Regions from separate parts of the Homo sapiens genome. Here all the other regions are linked to region 1. Evidence: chromatin contacts called from ENCODE Hi-C or POLR2A ChIA-PET data. All regions are on one chromosome and are shown on one strand. The core of a region is the stretch at or near the end of the contact, and the rest is flanking DNA. Distances in the headings are between cores, read along the strand shown. Region 1 overlaps LOC102724948 (a long non-coding RNA gene). Region 2 has its middle 28 kb from the start of RHOB. Region 3 overlaps LOC107985856 (a long non-coding RNA gene).

Region 1 (5,053 bases), core at 1,164-3,663:
TACTGGGTGAGGAGAGGGAGGCAGCTGGAGCTGTGCCAGTTACTGATTCTGACGCTTTGCACACTCAGGGGGATCCATGCCTTGCCCCAGCCCTGAGGCCCTTCCCTTTGGAGCTTCAAAGTGAGCCCCAGGGGGATGGAGGAGGGAGCTCTGACTCCAGGGTGGGGACCAGGAAGCCCTCACAGAGGAGCTGGACTTGAACATTGCATTGGCTTTTGATAGTCAAAGATGAGGAAGGGCATTCAGGTGGAGGGAACAGCATTTGTGAAGGCTGGAGGTCAGGAGAGATGGCTACGTGGAGGTGTGAATAATCTGGGCTTTCCCGGTGGGGATTGGTAGGTGCAGAGGCTGGGAAATAGGGTGAGCAACCATCCTGGTTTCCTGGGACTGAGGGGCTGCCCAGGACACAGGACTTTCCGTGTGAAAACCAGGGAAGTCCTGAGTAAACTGAGATGAGTTGGTCACTGTACTGGGAAAGCTAAACTGGATTCGGAGACAAACAGGCTCTGCATATACTGGTAAAAGGTTTGGTGCCATGAAGAGTTATAGAAGGATATTTTGTAAGGGAAAGGGGAGGAAGCAGCAAGTACGTTCCATCGGGGTGCACGAGTGTCTGGACAGGTGGCTGGAGACCGATGACAGGAGTCTGGCAACGGGCGCCCGGGTCCTGAGTGCCCGGATCTGTGGCAGGGCTGAGTCTGCTGATTGTGGCCAGAAGGCTGTGGCCCTGGGGGCAGGAAGCCAGGCACATTGCTGTCCCATGCCTGTTACAAGGTGGCAGAGGCCCGCATGGTGCGGGCTCTGGTCTCACACCCCTGGCTTTGAGGCCATCCTGTGTCCAGTGTGCCCTTGGAGACAGCCTGTTGAGGATGGCATCCCCAATTTGGGACTGCAGTTATGCAGAGTGATACTCTCGTCTGCATGACTACCACGATGGTGATAACAGCTGGGGCCGGTGGGCAGTGGGCACCTCTATCTAGGGTGCTCTGCCTGGGTAGACTCCTCTGAGAACCCCACATTGACCCCACAAAGAGAAATGCTAGTGCTGGGTGTTCGGACTTCAGCCAGGGAGCTGTCAGTAGCTATGTCTAAGGTGTCTCAGCCTTTGTTAAAAAGCCAGTACAGGACCACCCTGGGCAACACAGGGACACCAAGTCTCTACAAAAAAAAAATTAAAAATTAGCTGAGTGTGGTGGTGCGTAAGCTACTCAGGAGGCTGAGGCCCAAGGATCACTTGAGCCCGGGTGGGGGGTTGGTCAAGGCTACAGTGAGCCGTGATTGCACCACTGCATTCCAGCCCTGACAGAGCAAGCGCCTATCTCAGAAAACAAACAAACAAACACAAACAAACAAAAGCCAACACAGGAGAAGGGGGCAGGATGGGGACTTTCTACTTCTCTCTACCCTTAGTGAGTATGCATTTTGCTAAGGATCAAGGATTCGTGCCCACCATGGACACCATAAGGAAGGGAGCGACTCCTGCAGGCTTCTTTGTGTAGCTTTAGGGTCTGGAAGGACCAATTCTGGCCAGAAACAACAAGACCTCTTTCTTGGGCATGAGGCTGTGGTAGGGGCTCCTCTAAGCCTCTTAAGAGGTACCTGGGGCCAGGTGCGGTGGCTCACGCCTATAATCCCAGCACTTTGGGAGGCCGAGGTGGGTGGCTCACCTGAGGTCAGGAGTTCGAGACCAGCCTGGCCAACATGGCAAAACCCCGTCTCTACTAAAAATACAAACAACTGGCTGGGCATGTTGGCAGGCACCTGTAATCCCAGCTACTCGGGAGGCTGAGGCAGGAGAATTGCTTGAACCTGGGAAGTGGAGGTTGCAGTGAGCCAAGATCATTGCAGCCTGGGCAACAGAGCAAGACTCTGTCGCAAAAGAAAAAAAAAAAAGGTACCTGGGAGGAGGGGAGTGGAGAGTTACTGGTTAAGGGGCAGAGTTTCTGTTTTGGAAATAGTGATGATGGTTTCACAACATTGTGAATGCAATTACTGCCACTTAATTATACACTTAAAGATGGTTAAAATAGCAATATGTTACGTATCTATTTTACCATAATTTAAAAAAAATTGTCAAGGTCATAAGAAGCAAGGAAACCCTGAGAAGTGGTCCCAGGTGAAAGGAGACCAAAGGACGTGACAACTAAATGCAACGTGGCAACCGGGATTGGGCCTAGGCAAGAAAAATGACACTGTAATGTCCCTTAAGGAAAAACTCTAAAATCCAAATAAAGTCTGTAGTTCAATTAATAGTATTGTTCCAATGTTAATTTCTTTGCTTTGACAAGTGTACCACGGTTATGTAAGACGTTAACACTAGCGGAAGCTGGGTGAGGGTACATGGGAACGAACTCTCTGTACTATCGTTGCAACTTGTCTGTAATGATTCCAAAATAAAAAGTTGAAAAACCCAAAGACAAACAAGGGCCAGGCCTGCCAAGAAGAGCTGGGACACGGGTTTGGCACCTGGGCCTTGGGCTCTGCCTGGAAAAAGCCAAGGAGTCCTGGAGCTGGCTCTCAGCTGGCAGGAGGACCTGCTGCCAACTCTGCAGAGATGGGCCAGTTCTGGAAAGATGAGACAGGTGGGCGTGGGAGCTCCAGGGTGGGCCGCAGGCAGTGCCTGAGCCCTGGCCATGGCTGCTCTGTGAGCTCTCTGCTGGTGTTTCAGTACTTTCCTAGGTTCAGCAGGATCTCAACTCTCCAAAGGGAGGGCTCTGCATCCCCTCTGGGTTGGCTTAGAAACCTGTGTCTGTCACTGAGGGCTCAGGCGGGCCCTGCAGGCAGATAAGGCCATGGGTCTGGCTGCAGCCCTCGCCTAGCCACACATGGACAACAGAGGGTTAACGGCCCTCTCCAGGTGCTGCTCCGTCCATCCAGACCCTGCACCCCAGGCTGTAATCACTGGAGGAGTTCTTCCTGCCCACTGCATGAAGAAAGGTCGTGGAATTGCAGTAAAGAAAGAATTGAACAGACCCAAGGCCCGCCGTGCCATGTGGGAGACAGAGTTAGTACTGAAATTATCTTCAAAGCTTGTAGGTTAGGGGTTTTTCAAAGGCAGTTTGGGGGAAGAGTTGGGGGTGGCCAGGTAACAGGTGCTTGCTGTTGGCAGAGATGAAATCTTAGGGGGTCGAAGCTGTCCTCCTGGGTGCTGAGTCACTTCTGGGTGGGGCCACAGGGGCAAGGTTGGCGGGTCCAGGTGGAGCCATGGGTGTCAGACATGCAAAAGGCCTGAAAAGGTATCTCGGAAGGCCGACCTTAGGTTCACAACATTGGCATTATTTGCAGGAGTAATTAGGGAAGTTGCCTGTCTTCTGACCTCTGGCATCGTGGCTGACAGTCTTTTATGTCTGCGCCTTAGCAGGAGTCAGGGCCCTCTACTCCCCCAGGCCTGATGGCCTCTCATTAGCTTTACAAAAGCAGCTGCGTTTTGGGACAAGGCCTGTTACCATTTAAACTACAGCCTAAATGTCTTCAAAGTTAGCTCGGCCCAATACCCAGGAATAAGGAAGGGAAAGGAAAGATTGGGGGTAGGTTAGCTGAGATCTCTTTCACTGTCATAATTTTCTCACTGATACCATTTTTGCAAAGGTGGTTTCAAGGCCTCCTCCAGAAGGCATTTCTGCTCACTCCACTCCCTGATCAGAGATGGCTCCCTAGTGCTGAAAATCAATTCAAACGTCGCCTGACACCTGTGTCTTTTCCGTCTTTTCCGGCCGCCTCCAGCCTTCTTTCTCTGCCTGGCTTCTCCCCGTGGGGTGGGCCCTCCATGCCTACCAGCTGACCAGATACACCAGCCCCAAAGGGCCAGCTTCACTCAGGACCTTTGCTCCTGTGGTGTTTTGTTTTGTTAATCTCCACAATATTCAAATTCTGTTTCTCAAGGTCCAGGTGAAACTCCAGGGTCCGTGGATCTTTCCTGGCATTTGCGACTGGCCTATCTGGGGTCATTGCTTTGTCTTCACGCTCGTCTCCCACAAGTCTGTTAGGTCCCCTTTCTCTCACTCCCTGGAGCTCAGCTCAAGCCCTGGCACAAGGGAGATCTTGTTAAGGAGTGACGTGTTTGGTGTGTTAGCAGGCATCTATCTGAAAATGCTCTCGACCCTGGGCTCAGCCAAGCCCTGAAGGCAACAAGATACCATCCCTCCTGCCCAAGTGTTTGGCTGAGTCCACGCTTGGCTGAGGACAGAGCCCTGAAATATCTCCCAGGCCCCTCATGGGAGCAGAAGGGAGCCACTGTACCAGCTGGTGGCACCAGCCCATGCACCTGCTCACCCTTGAGCAGGAGCACGTCTTTGACCCCAGGAAGAACAGGAGGCAGGAGAGACTGTCCCCAGGGTGGGAGCTTTCCTGATGGTGGCTGCAGGGACCCCCTGGGCACAGAAGCCAACAGTGATGGTGGCCTGATCAGCTTGTGTTGCTCGGCCTCTGCCCCTGAGCTGGGCCCGCTGGGGGAGTCAGGGGAAATGTGGCAGCTCCCTGTGGGCTGGGGATTAGGGGAAAACAAACAGGTGGAATAACAGACAGCAAGGACCTTTGGTTCTCCCTCCTCCTGGGGCCCCTCCCCTTCCCGGTCATCTGGGTTTCCATTTTCACAAAGGTCTCACCCACAGTTTCTCTGCCCACACCATGAGCCTGGGCACAGGCAGGTCAGTGTCCTGAGATGCACCTTCCCAGCACAAAGGGGTCATGCAGCCCTCACTGGCCACGGAGTTCTGAGGGCAGGCAGAGGTTCTTAGAGTGGACTCCTGTCCCCAGTCACTTACTGGAGAAAAAAAGGTTAAGACAGGGAGGGGAAAAAAACTGTAAACGAGTATTTAGTGAGTACTTACTACATGCGAGGCACAGTGCCAGACACTTCTCACGTGGGTTTCCTTGACTCTCACCGCAAACTGCAAAGTTAGTGTGGTTCTCCCCATTTTGCAGATCAGGAGATTAAGGCTGAGTGTGGCTAAGGCAATGACTGCCTAGATATATCAGAACCAGGGATTAGACTCCTATGTCTGCTGACTCCAGATTTGATCTTCTTTCCTCTGCACTAGGGCAGGAGGGGAGG
Region 2 (5,053 bases), core at 824-3,323, 62 kb before region 1:
CTGGATTATGTGATCTTTATTTGTCAGATGAGAAGATTGAGATCCAGAGCAGTTTAACCAGTTGCTTAACTAACTGATCCAGATGATAAGTGGATTCTCTAAACCATCCAAACTTCTGATTTATTCAGGAACTGAAAAATGGGAAGGGGTTCCCCTTAGAAATGACTTCACCCAAAATGCCTCTGCACCTAAGATAAGACATCTTGGAAAGGCATCAAGGTGGCTGTGGTCTCATCATGTCTTCATAGAATCTCCTGAAGTCATGGCTATTATGGAGGGTTCCAAGTGACTGGAAGCCAAATCCAACTGTCCCAAATGCCAGTTCCGCCCTTTGCCAAAGGGCTTTGTTGCCCAGCGGAGGCTGAGCCAGGTGTTAGACCTCTGCTGTCCCCATTTCCAGCCCGAGGAGCCTCTGGGAGCCTGCAGGGTGGTAGGGAGGGTGAAGTGTATGTTCAAAGCCTGTGGCTACTACAAGATTTTTAAATTTATGCACGGGATTATTGTTCTTCCTTCAAAGCCCAAGATAAAAGGATAAAAGCTACTCAGGAATGCCCTGCAGGGACATGAGGCTTTGATGCTGCTGGGAAGGCCGGGACCCTCCACTCAATAAGTAATTCAGCCCATCCACAGACTCAGAACCAAGGCCTCTTGAGTGGGAGAGATCTCAAAGTTGACTGAGCCCAGCTTCCCATGAAGGGTACTTCCCAGAGCAGTTCTGCCAAGGTGCCACCCTGGCCCAAGTTCCACCCCTCCAGAAACAGGGCCTGTGTGCCCTCAGGAGAGCACCATCTCCAGCCTTGGATAAGGCTGCCTTCCTGTAGGGAGAGGCCGCCCCCCTGTTCCGTCTACTGAGGGGCCCCAGCTCTGCCATCTGGAGCCTCACCCTGCTCTCCTCTGACTGTGGACGTTTAAGTCTAATATCTGCTGGGCTCCAGGCCAGCCACCCTTGGGTCAGCACTTGGCTGTCCCTGCTAGAAGTGACTGTGAAGGCTTCACCCTCCTCTGTCCAAGGCGGCTCCTGAAGGAGCAAGTTCCAGAGCTGGAACACCAGGACCCCCAAACTCCAGCTGTAGACTGACCAATGCCAAGCCAAGTAGGGCTGCCATCTCCCTGGCCTTTTGGGATTTCCTATCTTCTGCCTTGGAAACTCCACCATAGGCACGTCTTCTTAGCCCAGGCTTGAGGAGCCACCCCAGCTCTATTCCTCTTCGAGTCCTCCCATCTCAACATGAATTCTAGCTGGGAGCAAACATTTTCTAGGTGTTTGTTTGTTTTGAGACGAAGTCTCGCTCTGCTGCCCAGGCTGGAGTGCAGTGGCACGATCTTGGCTCATTGCAACCTCTGCCTCCTGGGTTTAAGTGATTCTCCTGCCTCAGCCTCCCGAGTAACTGGGATTACATGCGCCACCATGCCTGGCTAATTTTTTGTATTTTTAGTAGAGACGGGATTTCACCATCTTGGCCAGGGTGGTCTCAAACTCCTGACTTCAAGTGATCCACCCACCTTGGCCTCCCAAAGTGCTGGGATTACAGGTGTGAGCCACCATGCTGGGCCCTCTAGGTGTTTTGAAAATAGCTGCAGGACACAAACCACCAGGCTGCTTGCTGCCCTGGATTTGGGGGGCTTGAGCTTGGGGATCCAGGGTCACGGGCCCTGCAGGCTCAGCCCACCCTCTCAGGGCTGTGGGTCTCAGAAGCCTGTGTTCAGGTAAGCAGTAGCAGGAAGTGGAGATCTGGAAGCTGGAGCAGGAGCCCCAGCTCCACTGTCTTGTGGGGTTTGACCATTAACTGCTAATCCTCAGGCCTGTGTCTGGGCAATAGACTGAGGCCAGAGCAAGGCCGGTCACAGCACAGCTGGGGGAGCACTCAGGGCAGAGTGTGACCCTGAAGTCCCAGAGGTGACCTTGGGAGGACTGGGCAGTGTTTGCCTGGACTGTTCCTTAATGAGCTCACCCAAGCACATGGTCTTTCCCTTCCACACACTCACCCACATTTATATTCTGCAGAGTGATCCTGGCGAAAATGATTCTTTCATTGCCTGCCTAACCGGACGAGCAAAGCCCACAGGGGTTATTTGGACAAGAGTATAAAAGATCTCAAGAATGTGACCTGACCCAAAGAGCCCAAAGGGAATAATGGAAGCTTCTGCCAGGCCTTTGGGGATTAAGTGATGGGTATGGGGGCGGGTGGATGACTCTGTAATGGTCCTATTTCTGATGCACCAATAGGGACACAGTCTTAAAACAGGAAGAAGAACAAAGGGGAATGAACGTGCTCTGCAGTGGGCTGGGGAGCAGGGCAGGCTGATCACGCTTCAAAAAGCACTGTTTCCTCTTCCTTCACTATACATCATGACTCTGGGAATTAAAGTTTGTGCTTTGAGCGACGTGTGTGTGTGCTTATGTGTGTATAAATTGTGTGCCTCCATGTGTGGATTTGTGTCCCTTTATATGTGTGTGTGTTTGAGCGGATCATTATCTGTTTGATGACCTGAGAGAATGAGGACTGTGGGTCTCAGAAGCCCATGTTCAGGTAGGCAGTTGCAGGAAGCAGAGATCTGCAAGCTGGGGCAGGAGTCCCAGCTCCACTGTCTTGTCAGATTTGACCATTAACCACCAGTTCTCAGGGTTGTATCTGGGCAAGAGGCTGAGGCTGGGGCAAGGCCGGTCACAGTGCAGCTGGGGGAGTACTCAGGGCAGAGTGTGACCCTGAAGTCCCAGAGGTGACCTCATGAGGACTGTATACTGGTAGGAGACCTAGAAAAAGAACGAAATGTCCTGTCCCTAAGCCCAAGCCCAACTTGACTAGTGTCCCTAAGCCGAAGTCCAATTTGACTTATTCTGCTGATCACCCCTGCCTTCCCCCAAGGCCAACAATGGCATTGGACTAGAGCAAACAAAATGATTCAGACTTTGGGAAATAGACTGTTCTGGATTCTGGTGTCTTCCAGATTGCCTGACTGGGGAAGAAAATGGAAAGGGTGGAGCACACTAGGGTTAGACCATTTGCTCAGGGAGGTGGCTTGGAGTTTCACACTGAAGAGATGAGAATGTGGAGCTGCTCTAAGGGAATGTCATACAATGAGGACGAGCTCTGTTCAGCCCTGGGGCTGCATGAAGAAGAAAAGCTGACCAGAAATCAGCCTCTCCCTCAGATGGGGTGAGGATGCTACCCCAACTTGGGACCCTCCTTAGTATCATCTATCCTGTCTTGCTCTCAGTCACTTTCAGCCCAAGGCTATAGTCCAGGTTGTAATCTTCGTGGCAACTTCATAAGGACCTTCATCCATAAGGACATGTATGGATGAAACCCTTTGGGCCCTGCTGGAGATCTGGATATCTGCAGCCTCAGATGGGCCGTGGATGGTCAGGGCCAGAGAAAGAGCAATTTCAGTCACTCTGAAGCCTGAAGAGTTGGTTTTCAGGGCTTCTTGATGAATTTATTTCCCAATTTCTATCCCATCTCCTAGAACTGAAGCTGGCGCTGAGTAGATACTCCACAAATCTTTGTTGAATGGTTTATTAGACTGTTCTTGCACTACTATAAAGAAATACCTGAGACTGGGAAATTTATAAAGAAAAGAGGTTTAATTGGCTTATGTTTCTGCAGGCTGTACAGGAAGCATAGTGGCATCTGCTTCTGGGGAGGCCTCAGGAAGCTTCCAATCATGGCGGAAGGCGAAGGCCAAGCAGGCACATCACATGGTGAGAATGGGAGCAAGGTCGGGGAGAAGGCGCCACACACTTTTAAATGACCAGATCTCATGAGAACTAACCATCTGAAGACAACACAAAGTCATGAGAGGTCTGCCCCCATAAGCCAGACACTTTCCACCAGGCCCCACCTCCAGCATTAGGGATTACAGTTCAACATGAGATTTGGTGGGGAACAATATACAAACTATAGCCAATGGATGGATCAAATAATATGTAAGAGTCAACTTCTCTGCCTTACTAAGCAGAGCCCGGACATCCCAGATGGTTTTTTGGTGATTTCTTAAAGAGCAGATTCCTAGATTTAACCATCATTAGGTAACATTAAAGAAGAGCATTAGTTATATCACCAAGGAGACTTTAGTTATAATATATGACCTTTTCATTTTGTGTCAAATCTGTTTTATTTGCTGGTAAACAAAATCACTGTATAGGAAATACTTTTTTATTATTGTGCAGTTCTTTTTACATGTGAATCCATAAAGATCATTTTTGCAACAGTCTTCGGGAATATGAAGGGTAGTGCAGTTTTTTTATTCCCATTTTACAGCTGAGCATGTTGAGGCTGAATGTATTCCTAAATCCATATAGCTGAGAAGGAACTGACTTGGGATTCCATACCTGGTGCCTTTCTATAGCCCCACAGGTTACTTTCTACTGGAGAAGCTGAGCCTTCAAAGTGTGCAACTTTCCTTTTGTTCTATCAAGTGAGAGGTGGTACTCAATCTGGTTTTCCTGGAAATGCTCTTACAAGCCAGATGCAGGCCCTGAACAACTCTGCAATTACCAGGGAGAGGATATAATTAGGGGAAAAAGCTGGGTGGGCTTTATTCTGGAAATCTCACTGGTGATGAACTCTATTATTAGCAGACAAGATGATGTGTGGGAAAGAAAAGAAGTTGGTTCTGGTCCCTGCTCAGTCCCTGACCCAGAGTCAGGGTGCACTCTATTCCCAGGGGTGCTCTCTGGATTCTGCGCCTAAGGCCATCTCTCTGTGAGCTCAGTGCGAAAGCTGCCAAGTGAAACACAGGCATCACGGTTCCAGTGATGACCACTCCCCACCCCCCAGGTCCCGATGGTGCCCCCAGTTTCCCCAAAACCAGGTCCTGGACAGTACTCCAACCCCACTGTGACCCTGTGCCGAGCTGGCCACCCCCGTGTCAATTGCTGGTGGTTATTTGCTGCTGGCGCTCAAAATGGGAAGCTTAGTTGCAGTCTTAGCATGGATGGCTATTTCACTTCTGATTTCCATCAAAATGCACTGACCTTTTCCATCTAGTTTCCCAACCTATAAAATTGGTGTTCGAGCAGCTGCTGTGTGGTGTTCTCATGGGGTTCGTG
Region 3 (5,053 bases), core at 680-3,179, 41 kb before region 1:
GATCTCTTCTGTAAGGAAGAGGAAGCAGGTTTGTTGCAAAATGGTCATTGCAGAATGGTACTTTCACTTTTTACTCAAAATTCTTCTGTATTGTTTGAAGTCTTTTTTTCTAAATACCACTAACATATATTTATGCATTCCATGGATTAAGTAAAAAGAAAAACACAAAAACCACAGCCTCAGAAATAGACACTCCACATCATAGCACAGATGCTTTTCCTTGGGGGTTTGAGATCTTAATCAAAGATGTTAAATGGATTCTTGGGTTTGTCAAATTGACTCTGACCTGCAGCTTTTGGTCCTGAGGGAGTAAGTGAAATGAAACGAGCCTTTCCTCCCTAAATTCAGCCTCGGCTGGCCCCAAATCACAGAGTTGAAAGAGGTCAAGTAAGGGATGAGGAAAGAAAGAATTGCTTTTCCTGAACCAGTGCAGGGCCAGGAGTGTAGCTGCCTCTGCAGGGAAGGTGATCCTACCATCATTTGGAGATGAGGAAATGGAGGTTCAGAAAATCAAGCAGCTTGTCCAAGGTCACAGGGCTGCTGAGAGACAGAGTCAAAGTTTGAAACCATATCTGTTGATCCCCAAAGTTCAGGCTCTTTTCTTGTGGATGGTGATGGCCTGGGTCACACTTCATAATAGTACTGCCCTCCTTGGAGGATCCAGCAGTGCCCTGCTTCTGTTAGAATTGCAAATGAGAACCCTCCGACCAGACTGAGCATTGGCCTGCCCCACTCCAGGGCCAAAGAGATTACCACCTTCTGGGGCTCTAGTCTGACCCTTGTTCCTCAGCTGAGGCCCCTCACAGCCTGGGGAATGAGGGCCCTGAAATTGTGTCTCTCCTATAGCAGAGAAATAATAATACAATACTCATAGGTAAACTATAAAATAATAATAATAATAATAATGCAGAACAGTAATAATAGCTAATGTAGTACTAGGCATTGCTCTAAACTTTCTAAATATCCATCCATCTAATCGTTTAACTATTCTAGTACTAGTAACATTGCCCCCTTTAGATGAGAAAACTGATGCACAAAGCATTTAACTAACTGGCCCAAAGTCACACAGCTAGAAAGGGACAGAACCAAGATCCAAAATCCATTAATCTTCATTTTTTTTTTTTTTTTTGCTCTGCTGCCCAGGCTGGAGTGTAGTGGCACAATGTCAGTGACATGATCACAGCTCACTGCAGCCTCGACCTCCTGGGTTTGAACAATCCTCCCGCCTCAGCCTCCCGAGTAGCTGAGACTTCAGGTACATGCCACCATACCCAGCTAAGTTTTGTATTTTTTGTAGATATGAGGTTTCACCATGTTACCCAGGCTGGTCTCAAACTCCTGAGCGCAAGCAATCCCCCAGCCTCGGCCTCCTGAAGTGCTGGTATTACAGGCACGAGCCACTGCACCTGGCCCAATTTTTTGTTTTGTTTGTTTTCTGGCTACTTATCCCCAAGTTCTAAGAGCCTGTGCACTTGATTTCTGTCTAACTCCCCCAAAGCAAGTTAGCACTTGTGGTACTTACCATGCGCTGGACATTGTTAAAAGTATTAGATTAGTGCAAAAATAATTGCGGTTTTTGACATTACTTTAAAATATATTAATATACTAAATATTAATTGTTCTGAGACAAATTTAAGAAGTAGAGGAGCTCCCTTATTACCTTTAAAAGTCTCATTTTAAAGATAGGGAGTCTAAGCACAGAAAAGCCAAATCACTGTCTGAGGTCACACAGCGTTTACATAAATGGCAGAGGTAGAATTTGAACCCACGCATACTGACTCTAGAGTTTATACTCATAAACATTTACTATATTAACAGAGAGGCTCTGAGATTCCAATGCCCTCATTATACATTCCCTGTTTCTAGAGAAGAGCCCAAGAATCCCCAAGGGGCATTTTGGCATTCACTGGAGCAAGAACAACTGGTCATCCCTGATTCCTACTCTTCTGTTGTTGAGGAGCTAGTCGTTGCCTGGTGACTCACTGTGCTGGGAGGGACAGACTAGCCTTTACTGTCCAGCTAATGTCCCTGGTGGCATGCCACCACCCTCCAGGTGTGGGGGTGGCTGAGCTCCAGGATGAGTGAGTCCACTCTGGGTTTGGGGTGGGGCAGTGGTGTGGGGGCAGAGACGTTCAGGGGACAGACTACACGGAGCCCCTCTCCCACTTTCTACCTCATTAGGATGAAAAGACAAAAGCAATTCCAAGCAAATGTAGCAGAAGTTGTCCCCCTAGTTCTGCTCATGTCCTGGCAAAGAGTGCGGACTGAGCCTGCTGACTCATGGCACTCTAGTTCAGGTCTCCCACTAGAAGACAAAGCAGGGTCAGGGCACACAGTGTTGCCCTCAGGACACCATGAAGCTCAAGGAAGCCTGGAGCGGTGGCTGGCTGAGGAGCAGGCCGCTGCTAGGCAGCTTTGTGCGTTTCGTGACTTTGCTGGAAATGCATCAAACGCTTGGCAAAAACACTTCCTCCTCCAGTGACAGGCACTCACGTTTCAGAAGGCATCAAATTGCTCTGAAAGGTGACAATAGCACCTGTCAACTTCTGCACATAGAACACTGTTTTCTACTGCAAGAATGTTTTTCTTGATCTTCTGGAACTGTATAGACTGCAGACCAAGCATCATCCATGTCCTGAAGCCCAGCTGGGTGGCGGATGGGACATGGGAGGGCAGGACAATGTCTGCAGAGGTGGTGGAGAGCACGGGGGAGCGGTGCCTTCTCAGCACTCCATTTGCCGGGTGGGGTAGGAGGGGAGGGTGAGGGTTCTGGGACATTCTTGAGCCCCAGGCACAGCTGCGAAGGGCAGTAGCTGCAGAGCCCCCGCATGGGGCTGAGCGTGGCCTCTCCTTCCTTGGGCTGAGTGGACAACCTCCTGCTCCCTCAGCTATATTGCTGGCTGGGGTTGGCAGAGGCCAGGCACTCAGTCCTCATCCACAGCGAGGTGTGAGTAAGTGGAGAGGGGGAAGCTGGCTTCCAAGGTGAAGAACAACGGGGACAGAAGTGCAGAGGCGGCGTGGTGCCTGGTGCTTTCGGGGGACTGAAAAGAGGACACGTTTATTATTTTGATGCATTTGTGACTTAAGCTGAACTCCTTCCTATGGGCAATGCTGCTGAAATAGGGGATGTGTGTAGGGCAGCTGTGGCAAAAGTGAATGCTGAGGAAGTCGGGAAGGGCTTTGAGCTAGGTTGGGACAGGAGCAGGAGGTGAGTCCACCTGCAGGGTGGAGGAAAGCTGGATGGGCGTGCACACTGGGGGCTGACCAGTGGCCCGGGGAGGCCGTTATGGGCTGAACAAGGAACAGAGTGGAGAGAGTGGAGGGAATGGAAAGGGGGACGCAGCAGGAGCCCCAGTGAATCTGAGAATCTAGGGTGTGCTGCTCCCCTCAGCCTGAGCTCAACAAAATGCTCCAGGCTTTCCCCTCCCCTGTTAGGAGCTTGGTGGACCCCCACGTCTGGCTTATGCTCTATTGCAGTGACAAGAGGCCTAGTGGAAATGACTGTTGGGTGTAGAAATGGTGACGATACTTCCTACTGGATGCCCTGAAGATTGGGGAAGATGGAGCATCACCCGAGTGAGTCATTGCCGGGCCATGATGCCAAGATGGGTCCTCCCCAACAGCTACTGCTCCTGGCTCTCCCCAGGTGCCCCCCAGAAGTCCTGTTGCAGGCCACCTGCCACAGCAGCTCTTGAGTCTGCCACTGGTTTAGGTGCTGGAACCTCAAGGGCCAGAGCCCTTCTCTGTCCCCTTGTCCCATTTTCCCCAGGGTCCTACTATCTCTACATTTAGGCCTAGACCACTGCCATAGGGTACATGAATGGATGCCAGAGAAGAGAAACCCCACTCATTCTTCCCTGACAGGTGACCCACTGTTCCCAAGGATAAATCCAGGGCATTTTTAATATACTTTCTTGCTAAGGTAGCAAAACACAAGTTAAATATCTTTAACAGCTGATTCTGATGGGCAGCCTTTTAGCAGGAAACCCAAAGATGGTGCCTGAATGCAGTGGCTTACGAATGTTACCCTCCCAACTCCCATTAATGGAGCACTTACTGTGGGCCGGGAATGGTATTGGCACATCTAATTGTGTGTGTGTGTGTGTGTGTGTGTGTGTGTGTGTGATCTTGTTCTTTTTACAAATTGAGATGTAATTCAATACCATAAAACTCACCCTTTTAAAGTGTACAATTCTGGTTTTAAAATATATTCACATGGTTGTGCTATCACCAGCAGTAATTCCAGAACTTTCCCATCACTCCTAAAAAGGAACCCTGTACCCATGAGCAGTCACACCTCGCTCACTCCTCCCTCATTCCTGGAAATCGCTAATCTACTTTCGGTCTCTATGGATTTGCGTATTCTGGATATTTCATATAAATAGTATCATACAGTGTATGGTCTTTTGTTTTCCACATAATTAAAATTTAGTTCGCGTAATGTTTTCAAGGTTCTTCCACATTATAGCATCTATCACTTCTTCATTCCTCTTTGTGGCTGGGTAATAGTCCATTGTATGGATATACACATTTTGTTTATCCATTCATCAATTGATGGAAATTTTGGGCTGTTTCTACTTTGGGGCAATTATCAATAATACTACTATGAATATTCTGTTTTTGTGTGAACATATGTTTTCAGTTCTGTGGTGTATATCCTTAGGAGTAAAATTGCTGCCTCACATGGTAACTTTATGGTTAACTTTTTAAATAACTGCCAAACTGTTCTTGGTAGCCATGCACCATTTTACTTTTCAGCCAGCAATGCACCAAGGTTCTAATTTCTCTACATCCTCACCAACATTTGTTATTTTTCTTTTTTTTAAATTACAGCCATCCTAGTAGGAGTGAAATGACATTTAATCTTTATAACTACCTTATGAATAAAATGCTATTATTATCCTCATATTACAGATAACAAAATAGAAGTGAAAAGAAATTAATTTGTCAGAGATCACACTTTTAACACATTTCAAATGCTAGACTTTAGGGAGGGGGTAGGGCCACATATTACTTCCCTCTGTCACTTAGGTATCACCCAGCCCACCTCCTG

The links. A loop is a pair of places that touch in the nucleus more often than their neighbours do. ChIA-PET counts read pairs that join two places held with the same protein, here RNA polymerase II (POLR2A). Pooled maps may share reads with other maps.
Region 2: a loop to region 1 is called in a map of right lobe of liver, with 2.3 times the contacts of the local background. The contact joins two enhancer-like sites. A Hi-C loop is called at or near these places in 7 of 168 maps with a recorded cell type or tissue (heart left ventricle, heart right ventricle, right cardiac atrium and 2 more) and 1 of 50 pooled maps. POLR2A ChIA-PET finds 5 or more read pairs at or near these places in 2 of 52 experiments (HepG2 and activated naive CD8-positive, alpha-beta T cell).
Region 3: a loop to region 1 is called in a map of gastrocnemius medialis, with 2.7 times the contacts of the local background. The contact joins two enhancer-like sites. A Hi-C loop is called at or near these places in 7 of 168 maps with a recorded cell type or tissue (HepG2, PC-9, breast epithelium and 3 more), 1 of 37 single-sample maps with no recorded cell type and 2 of 50 pooled maps. POLR2A ChIA-PET finds 5 or more read pairs at or near these places in 4 of 52 experiments (HepG2, PC-3, T-cell and 1 more).

Annotation. Positions count from the first base shown.
Region 1 is chr2:20,534,342-20,539,394 of GRCh38, forward strand. LOC102724948 (a long non-coding RNA gene) reads right to left here. Exons shown (of 3, transcript XR_939794.3): 2 at 4,830-5,053. Among named protein-coding and RNA genes, the nearest start is that of HS1BP3-IT1, 56 kb to the right of the region's middle. RefSeq lists an enhancer at 30-1,027. Within about 2 kb of position 2,414, at least 7 of the 41 ENCODE cell types and tissues checked have a DNase peak (open chromatin) inside an H3K27ac peak, as active enhancers do; they include breast epithelium, gastrocnemius medialis and right lobe of liver, where a contact is called at or near this core.
Region 2 is chr2:20,472,421-20,477,473 of GRCh38, forward strand. No RefSeq gene overlaps it. Among named protein-coding and RNA genes, the nearest start is that of RHOB, 28 kb to the left of the region's middle. Within about 2 kb of position 2,074, at least 6 of the 41 ENCODE cell types and tissues checked have a DNase peak (open chromatin) inside an H3K27ac peak, as active enhancers do; they include right lobe of liver, where a contact is called at or near this core.
Region 3 is chr2:20,494,307-20,499,359 of GRCh38, forward strand. The region is part of intron 1 of LOC107985856 (a long non-coding RNA gene); the gene reads right to left. Among named protein-coding and RNA genes, the nearest start is that of RHOB, 50 kb to the left of the region's middle. Within about 2 kb of position 1,930, at least 4 of the 41 ENCODE cell types and tissues checked have a DNase peak (open chromatin) inside an H3K27ac peak, as active enhancers do; they include breast epithelium and gastrocnemius medialis, where a contact is called at or near this core.